Linked DNA regions of Homo sapiens: region 2 is linked to region 1. Evidence: chromatin contacts called from ENCODE Hi-C or POLR2A ChIA-PET data. All regions are on one chromosome and are shown on one strand. Each heading gives the region's core, a stretch centred on a gene start or an enhancer-like site at or near the end of the contact. The rest is flanking DNA. Distances are from core to core; before and after follow the strand shown.

The links. Hi-C counts contacts between places; a loop is a spot of excess contacts on that map. ChIA-PET counts read pairs that join two places held with the same protein, here RNA polymerase II (POLR2A). Pooled maps may share reads with other maps.
Region 2: a loop to region 1 is called in a map of sigmoid colon, with 2.3 times the contacts of the local background. The contact joins the promoter of C4orf51 here to the enhancer-like site in region 1. A Hi-C loop is called at or near these places in 1 of 168 maps with a recorded cell type or tissue (sigmoid colon) and 1 of 50 pooled maps. POLR2A ChIA-PET finds 5 or more read pairs at or near these places in 1 of 52 experiments (OCI-LY7).

What each region holds. Positions count from the first base shown.
Region 1 is chr4:145,771,800-145,776,513 of GRCh38, reverse strand. ZNF827 (zinc finger protein 827) reads left to right here. Exons shown (of 15, transcript NM_001306215.2): 10 at 554-725; 11 at 1,842-2,008. It also overlaps a transcript of C4orf51 not described here. Among named protein-coding and RNA genes, the nearest start is that of C4orf51, 94 kb to the right of the region's middle. Within about 2 kb of position 2,738, at least 7 of the 41 ENCODE cell types and tissues checked have a DNase peak (open chromatin) inside an H3K27ac peak, as active enhancers do.
Region 2 is chr4:145,678,031-145,682,744 of GRCh38, reverse strand. C4orf51 (chromosome 4 open reading frame 51) reads right to left here and starts at 2,599. Exons shown (of 6, transcript NM_001080531.3): 1 at 2,309-2,599. The coding sequence starts at 2,541.

The sequences.
Region 1 (4,714 bases), core at 1,489-3,988:
GCAGGTTATCTATTCTAGTTGCCCTGGGACTTTTTTTTTTTTTTCTTTTTTTTGAAACAAGGTTTATCTCCGTCACCCAGGCTGGAGTGCAGTGATGTGATTGTGGTTCACTGTAACCCTGACCTCCTGGGCTCAAGCAATCCTCCCACCTCCTCCTCCCAAGTAGCTGGGACTACAGGCACGTGCCACCACACCTGACTAATTTTTTAAAAATTTTTTTGTAGAGATGGAGTCTCGCTGTGATGCCCAGGCTGGTCTCGAGCTCCTGTCCTTAAGTGATCTTTCTGTCTTAGCCTCCCAAACTGCTAGAATTACAGGTGTGAGCCACAGTGCCCAGCCGGAGATTTTCTTTTATATTTAGAAGTACTAATACAGGAGTGACCTGCTGGGTAAAGACTTTTAGATACTTACAATTCCTAGGCATTACCATTGTCTCCATCTGAAATATGACTTGAACCATTCTTTCCTTGATACCTTTAACTGATTCTTGCAAGGTGTTGGGACTTCCTTTTTTGAAAGCGATTTGGGCTTTTTCCTGTTCCTTCTCCCCCAGAGGAAAGAAAATACAAATGCCACTTGTGCCCCTATGCTGCTAAGTGCCGTGCAAATCTGAACCAGCACTTGACCGTCCATTCCGTGAAGCTGGTGAGTACAGACACCGAGGACATTGTCAGCGCCGTCACCTCTGAAGGCAGTGATGGGAAGAAACATCCTTATTATTACAGGTGAGTTGCAGATGGAACATGCTAGTCCGCCTTTCTCAGACTCTTGACTTCAACACTTCCTACCTGTCTGCTGTGGGCATACATCACGAGGCCCCTTTTCTCAGTCATAGCCTGGCCTTCATTTGAGTAATTTCTTTGCTCAGATTGAGCCCTGCAGTTGCACAGACTCCTCTCTTGGTTTGGGTGCCCCTGGTGGTATTAATTGAAAGAGAAATGGTCTTAGAGGTGGCTCTCTGGGGTGGAGCTCCAGACAGAGACGGGCTCTGGGGATGATGAATTTTTAGGTCTGTTCAGCTCAGAAGCTCCAACCTTTGTAACTGAGTGTGTTGCTGCTCCCTAAGAATTGTTTAAAAAAAAAAAAGCTGAGGAAATATAAATCTGAGAACCCCAGAGAACTAGCCCAGAAGGCGTTACGTATTTCCCCATGGTTGTATCACACTTTAGTATGTGGATTTTATGTTTCATTTCTGTATTCAATCATGAATCAATATTGGTTTGATTGCCATAAAACCCCCAAGTTTCTGGCTGTCAAATCTTGTCCTAGAGAGTTGCCATACTGATTGGTGGAAACTTGCTTTTGCAGGAAATGTCTCTAGCAGTGGGTGGCTTCTATCAGAAGTTGTCCCGGATAGAGTAGCCTCTTGCTTGGAGTGCCATACAACAAACTGTAGGTGCTTTCATTGCTACTAGGGAAGGTTTCCAGAGCCAGAGAGAGGTTCCTGGACTATGAGGTGCTCTCCGAGTTTATCAGTGGACCGGCACCACTAAATACCTTGGCAATGCTACCCCACATCTCTTTGCCCAAAGGAAATCAATTAGGTGATGTGCAGCATCTGGAATCCATAGTTTTAAATTAACTTTATGATTATTTAGCATCATTATAACACATATGTGATTGTTACATGATGCTGGCCCTTAGTCTCTTTGGCACAGTGACTACTTTAGAGGCATCCCAGAAAGCAGAAGAATTTTCTAATGCAAAACCTTTTGGTGGAGAGACAAATGTGTTTCAAATTCCAGTTTTCTTGAGTGTACTGTGTATAAATGGACAGCCTACATTTAGAAGTATGTGTCACCCTTTTCTCTCCCCCTCTTTTCTTTTACCCTTTCATGTAGTTGTCACGTGTGTGGATTTGAGACCGAGCTCAATGTCCAGTTTGTCAGCCACATGTCACTCCACGTGGACAAGGAGCAGTGGATGTTTTCGATCTGCTGCACTGCCTGCGACTTCGTCACCATGGAGGAAGCAGAGATAAAGACTCACATTGGCACCAAGCACACAGGTGACCATTCCTGTCTGTCCTTCTCACACTCCTTCTCCATCCCCTGCACCCCAGAGCACCTGCCACCTGGCCGAAGCATCCCCACTGCCCTGAGACATTGCCCTTTTCCTTCCATGGAAGGAAGGACTTTCCCAAGGCATGAAAGCCACATTTCCCTGTAGTCATAATACTGTTTCCTGGCATGCCTTGTGCCTCACTGCTCTGAAAGACTCCCAAGTTCAGATGTGGTTGAGAGGTGCCGAGCTCTTTGCTTGTTGCTCATCCTGATCCTCTTCCTCATCACCATATGTGACAGTCTTTCAATGCCCCAGTCTTATGCCTTTGCACACTGGCTCTCATTTAAGCCCCATAGCAACCCTCTAAGTGAATACTATTATTATCACACTGTACAGTACAGGTGAAGAAACAGGCTTAACAGAGGTGAGATATTCCATCCAAGGTCAGCAACTAGGGGTTGCTGTGGTCACTAGTTTCAGTCACTAGTTCAGTAGTCACTAGTTTCAGTGACTACTGAAACTCAGCCCAGAACAGTTTTCATTCCAGAGCTTGCTCTCTGTATCATTGCTGTTCTGACAGCCCCGAGAAACACTTGGCAGAGCTTTGAACCTTTCTGTTTTCCCATGCCAGGGCACTACACACCTACTTCTGTAGGCTCTGTTCCTCTCCAGTGAAACTGCAGCCCTGACGCTCTCCTTAATGACGCATGGCATGTGTGTTCGCGGCCAAAGAAAACCAGATTCTCCTGAAACAAACCCATCACTGTCTAGGCCATGGCCAAGGCTTCACCAGTGCTCGCCTGTTATTTAAGCTTCTTGCCATTCTGGTTAACTTCTTCCATTTATTGATGTTAACATTCTGACTTCACCATGCAATTATACTCTCACAAGTGATGGTTACAAATGATACCAGCAAGGAGTCATTAAGTGAGAATGAGGAGGAGCTCCGTCTGCATTTGCGGGGCTTACAAATTAAGAGCTGATGTTGCTGATTGCCAGCCCTGGGTGTTGGGTCAGCCCCTCACATCATCAGCACTTGAAGGATTCGGGAAGGGGAATTTCCCTGACAGTTGTGCTGACGATGTACACAGCAGAGGAGGATCTCTCTGTGTTTCTCTGGCCACTTTGGCTCAGTGGTGCCAACAGTAATAAAAGCTTGTTTTTGTCAGTAAATTGAGCAGCTATGACTTGGAGGTCTGCAGAGAGCCGTTATGCCAAGTGAGAAGGTGCCATTTTTACAGTCAGTTGTCTGACTGTAACCACATTAGCCTGTGGGCAGCAGGTGAGCTGGGAAACCCATGTTGAAGACAAATTAAATTCAGCATTTCTGGAGTGGCTAATGGAGGAAAAGGCCAAACTCTTTTCCATTACCACTGGCTTTTCAGATAGTCTTTTTTTTCTCCTTTCTGTTAACCTTTGTTCTAACCCTCTTTACTCCAAAGTATACCTGAACCCAGTTGAAAACCTTCCTCCCTCCCATCCTGCTCCAAAGCCCCCTCCACACCCATACCACCATAGAAACCATAGAAACCATATGGCTAGGCAGAAGCTGGACTTGTCATCATTTAATTGTCGTGAGTGGAAACTTCACAACTAACCAGTGCAAACACATACCTCGTAATTACCACAGGGAATGAAGCAAAGATCTTGTTCTCTCTGATGTAGCAGGATTCAGGGCTCATTGTCTAGCAGGAAAGAATATTCTTGTTTGTTAGTACAGTCACCCAAGAGTGAAATGCATTAAAGAAGTTTCTTTTTTAATTCAGTAGGAGCCTTTAATGCTGCTGCTCTAAGAATAAGGTTAAAACCTATTTTATAAGCCAGGGTCCTGCAAGCTTTTTTCAAAGGGGCAAATAGTAAATATTTTAGGCTTTCAGGTCATACAGTTTCTGTCACTACTACTCAACTCGGCTGTTGAAACTTGAAAGTAGTCGTAGACAATATGCAAATGAGTGGGCATGGCCATGTTCCAATAAAACTTTATTTATAAAAACAGGAGGCTCATTTGAGCCCAAGGACTGTAGTTTGCTGACCCCCATTATAAGCTAATGGTCTCACAGCAAGGGTTTCCTGTATTTAGTATAGTTTTGAGATGTTTCAGTTTGACCCAAAATAGATCAATCTAAATCTGTAAATTAGTAAGTTGGACTATTGCAAAGTTAGGGTATAAAGCAATATATATGTTATATGACATATATAGCAGTATATATTCCCAAGAACAGGGAGCTTATCTAAGTCACTGCTGTATCTCAGCACCTGGAGCAGGCCCTACACAGTACAAGTGGGGAATCAATGTACCTTCAGTGAATGAATATATTTGTGTGCAAGCTCATCTGTGCACATTTGTGCATGCTAAGTAAGAAAACTATTCAGATGTGGCCCTTGCTTGAACCTTAGAGTCCTAGTGACTTATTTCTGTAATCTATGTGGAAGTTACTTGGCATGGAGGAAAGCACACACTGAATTCTCGATCCAGGTTCTAGACCCTATGGTACCATAAGTAGTATTGTGAATGTAGGACCTCAGTTAACTTCTCTGGACCTCCATCTGTTCCCTATATTTTCAGATGCGCAGAAGATGCCCTTAGGCCTAAGATTCTCTAATTTTATGAGCCTTGTTCTCTAATTTGATTTTCCTGTCTTAGGAAAAGGCCCCTATTATTTCAGTACCTTAGGAAATCTGCCACGCTATCTTGTTACCTAAGTGAAGT
Region 2 (4,714 bases), core at 1,350-3,849, 94 kb after region 1:
TTCATTCTCCAAATTCGGAATCCTTTTGATTACGTTTATAAATTTACATATCTGCGGTTAAAACTGGTTCAGAACCAAATGATCAAGACTTTTACCAAGTTTCTTCTATCTCACACAATATGAATATTCAATGTATGTGGTAAATAAATAAGATGAATAAAAAGTGTAATGTATAATGTTTTGTGTATTTTAGTACTTTCCTGACTTAACCCACTTTAAATGATCAGTCATTTTATGTTTTGTCCCAGTAATTCTCCTTGGACCATTCTGACTTTATAGCAATGTAAAATGTCTCTCTATAGCCTTATGGAATTTTAATCAAATAGCTTTTGCTCAGAACTTAAAAAGACATTTGTCCTTGGGGCTAAAATTAGCCATGAAAAAGATTAAAAACAAAGCAAATTTAGAATATAATCAGTACTTTCAAAATGAGCTCAATTTGTGCTTCATCTTCATTTATAACACTTGCTTCTTCTTAGCTTCTAATAGAATAAGAAATAATTGTGCAAAGAATATATTTACATTTCTGAGGTTCCAAAAACAGATGAACCTCACAAGCTCATGCTCTTTTGTGTTTTGCAATGTCACAGGCCGCCTTGGTTGGAATGATTCACATAATGATCACTCTCTGAATAGGAAAAAATTCCAGGTCCTATACATTTTCACCAGATGTCCTATTCCTGCATTTTTTTCAGAGTTATTAAATATAGTACCTTTTTTCCTACTCTGGTAAATGGATCTGTTTGGATACCATCTTTCTTTCAAACACTATTTTCAGACAGGACCTCAGCAGTGCTTAAAGACTCCTGTTATGGTTTGAGTGTGTCACTCAAAAGTTCATGTGTTAGAAATTTAATCCCCAATGCAATAGTTTTGGGAGGTAAGGACTAATAAGAGGTGACTAGGTCATAAGTGTGGAACCTCCACAAATAGATTAATCATATGAGCAGGTTAGTTATCTCAAGAGGAGGCTGTTTATAAAGCAAGTTCAGTTTCTGGTATCTCTCTCTATCATAAGTGCTCTCTTCCACCTTTCACCCTCTGCAATAAGATGAGCCTCACCAGATGCTGGCACCATGTTCTTGGACTACTCATTCTCCAATAACCCTGAGCCAAATAAACTTCTATTATTTATAAGTTACCCAGTCTGTGGTATTGTGTTATAGAAGCAGAAAATGGACTAAGACAACTTCACTACCTGGCCAAGATGAACCTCAAGTATCACAGAAAAAGTAGCAAAGGGATGTCCAAAGCTAATTAAGTGTCAATATACTTGAGAGTTATTTTAAAAATGCAGAAATTATACTTTGTTGGACTAAACCAGATAAGGCACCCAATTGAGAAGTACTTCTGAGACATTTTATCTTTAAGTACTTGTTTTGATGATTTGGAAAGGTCTGGATGGAAATATAACTAATATTTATCAGGGTATTATGTGGGTTATTGCTCTTATCTGAAGTTGAGGTTAATAATTCAACTGATTATCAAATATGTTCCAAGAATTTGGATAAAATATTTACCAATTAATATATACAGATGGATAGATTTCATAACAAGTCCTGACATTTTTCCACATCCCCACTTATACTTTCTCAAATGTACTTAGCTCCTTGCAGCTCCTTGACAGTGCTTGGGGCTAAATGGTTCTTTCTCCATGCAGTGTGCTTTTCCATTCCCCACCTCGCCTGCCTTTCAAACCAGCTTGGAGGAAACCTATTTTACTGAGCTCTCTTCAGACACACAACACTCCCTCCCTCACCAGACACCCACAAAATCTCCTTACTTTGTGCTGATTACTTATTTCCCTAGTTCCAGTCACTTTATAAACTGAAGTTAATTTTTTTGATTATGGGCTTATCACAGGGCCTGGCTTACAGAAAACACTCAGAAAATGCAATAACCACAGGTAGGGAGTAGGGAAGGATTTCATGAATTTCTTCCTCCTCTGAAGGAAGTTTTAAGCTCCTGAAAGCCAGAAAACCAAACAAGAAACAAAATGAAATTCTCAGGAGCACCTTTTTGCTGAAAAGAGAACCCCAAATACCCAAAATTTAGTCAAATATTCATATCCATATCCTTTCAGGACTAGGTAGTTATATGTAATTTTAGGAATACTAAATAGAGAATAGGATCATAATTTCAGCTGGTCACTGACATTTAGCTCTTCTTCCTGCTGACATTTACAAAAGAAAATACAGAGGGTTAAAGTCTATGAAGTCTCTCAGGGTCTACAATACCTCTTTCTTCTAAGAGCACTCTTGTCTATTTATAGTGATATATCCAGGTGCAAATTACAAAGAAATCTTACTGTTTACACTCAGGCTCATGCTGTCCTGCTCTAAAAGAAAATTGGCTGCACATGGACTTGTCCAGTTGTTTTTTCCGGTAACTGCCTGTGTATGTTGTCACGGAAGAATCTGACCATCGTGTTTCATCCTGCCAAGATGCTCCAGCCTTGCGTCTGATCAGATCAAACTCTTGAGAAGTAAGAGGGCTAAAGGGCAGAAGAATTTGTGGAGTCAAGTAGAAGTAGTGTGACATAACTACGAACGGCCTCTCTGGAAAACAACTTGTCAAGTCCTCTGCATAATGAAGAATTAATTTCCTTCTAGTAGCAGGAAGCAATTGACTGGGCTCACCAAACTTTGTGACTCAACAGTTCACAGAGTGCAGAAGCTTAACTGTCTTAGATATAGTTGCCAAGCAACAGATCACAAAATTCCACAAATGCTATCCCCTTGCCTCCCAAGGGAGGTAAATTTTAACTAACAAATTTGTAAGTTATATAACTTTCTGGATTTTGCTCTAAGAAATATGAAATATGCTGCTTCATAATTATGGCAAGAAAGCAGGTGGCAAAATTATTTGTATTTTACTGCTATCATGAATAAAGCAGTAATTCTTAATGATGGTGGTTCAAGAAGTGGAAACAAGAGATGAAAGAACAGTGCCAAGCATTCACTTCTCCTAAAGACCTCCAAGTGTCTGGAAGAGAACATGAACTGCTTGTAATGTCAACAATAGCAGGTGACTCAACAGCTTCTCATATGTCACAGAGTAGTGGTGCTCTGGCTGGCTGCACACTAGAGTCACCCTGGAAGCTGTTAAAATAAGCAGGAGTCCACGCCCCCACCACAGAGATTCTGATTTAGTTCATGTGGAGTAGGGCCCAGGCATCACTATTTGTTTAAAGCTTAATCCTGGAGGATTCTAAAGAGCAGCCAGGGTTAAGAATTAAGGTCATGGACACGGAAAAAACATTTGACAAAATCCAGCATCCCTTTAGGATTAAAACTTGAGGCAAAATTGGCATAGAAGGGACATACCTCAAAATACTAAAAGCCATCTATGTAAAACCCACAGCCAACATTATACTGAATGGGGAAAAGTTGAAAGCATTCCTCCTGAGAACTGGAAAAGGACAAGGATGTCCACTTTCACTACTTCTATTCAACATAGTACTGGAAGTCCTAGCCAGAGCAATCAGACAAGAGAAAGAAATAAAGGACATGCAAATCAGTAAAGAGGACGTCAAACAGTTGCTGCTCACTGATGATATGATCATATACCTAGAAAATCCTAAAGACTCATCCAAAAAGCTTCTAGATCTGATAAATGAATTCAGTAAAGTTTCAGGATACAAAATCAATGTACACAAATCAGTAGCACTGTTATAAACCAACAGCGACCAAGTTGAGAATCAAATCAAGAACTCAACCCCTTTTATAACAGTTACAAAATAAATAAATAAATAAAATACTTAGGAATACAACTTACAAAGGAGATGGAAGATCTCTACAAGGAGGCTGGGCACGGTGGCTCACGCCTGTAATCCCAGCATTTTGGGAGGCTGAGGCAGGCAGATCACGAGGTCAGGAGATTGAGACCATCCTGGCTAACATGGTGAAACCCCATCTCTACTAAAAATACAAAAAATTAGCCTGGCGTGGTGGAGGGTGCCTGTGGTCTCAGCTACTCAGGAGGCTGAGGCAGGAGAATGGCGTGAACCCAGAGGTGGAGCTTGCAGAGATGCCAAGATTGTGCCACTGCACTCCAGTCTGGGTGACAGAGCAAGACACCATCTCAAACAAAAATAAAATATAATAAAATAAAATGAAATAAAATAAAATAAAAATCTCTACAAGGAGGCCAGGCACGGTGGCTCATGCCTGTAATCCCAGAACTTTGGGAGGCTGAGGCGGGCAGATCACGAGGTCAGGAGATCGAGACATCCTGGCTAACACGGTGAAACCCTGTCTCTACTAAAAAATAAAAAAATTAGCCAGGTGTGGTAGCGGGCGCCTGTAGTCCCAGCTACTTGGGAGGCTGAGGCAGGAGAATGGTGTGAATCCGGGAGGCGGAGCTTGCAGTGAGCGGAGATTGCGCCACTGCACTCCAGCCTGGGTGACAGAGCAAGACTCCGTCTCAAAAAAAAAAAAAAAAAAAAGATCTCTACAAGGAAAACTACAAAACACTGTTGAAAGAAGTCATAGGTGACACAAACAAATGGAAAAACATCACATTGCTCAGGGATGGGTAGAATTAATATTGTGAAAATGACCATATTGACAAAAACAATCTATAAATTCAATGCAATTTCCATCAAAATACCATCATCATTCTTCACAGAAGTAGAAAAAACAATCCTAAAATTCACATGCAATAAAAAAAAAGTCTGTGCAACCAAAGCAAGACTAAGCAAAAAGAACAAATC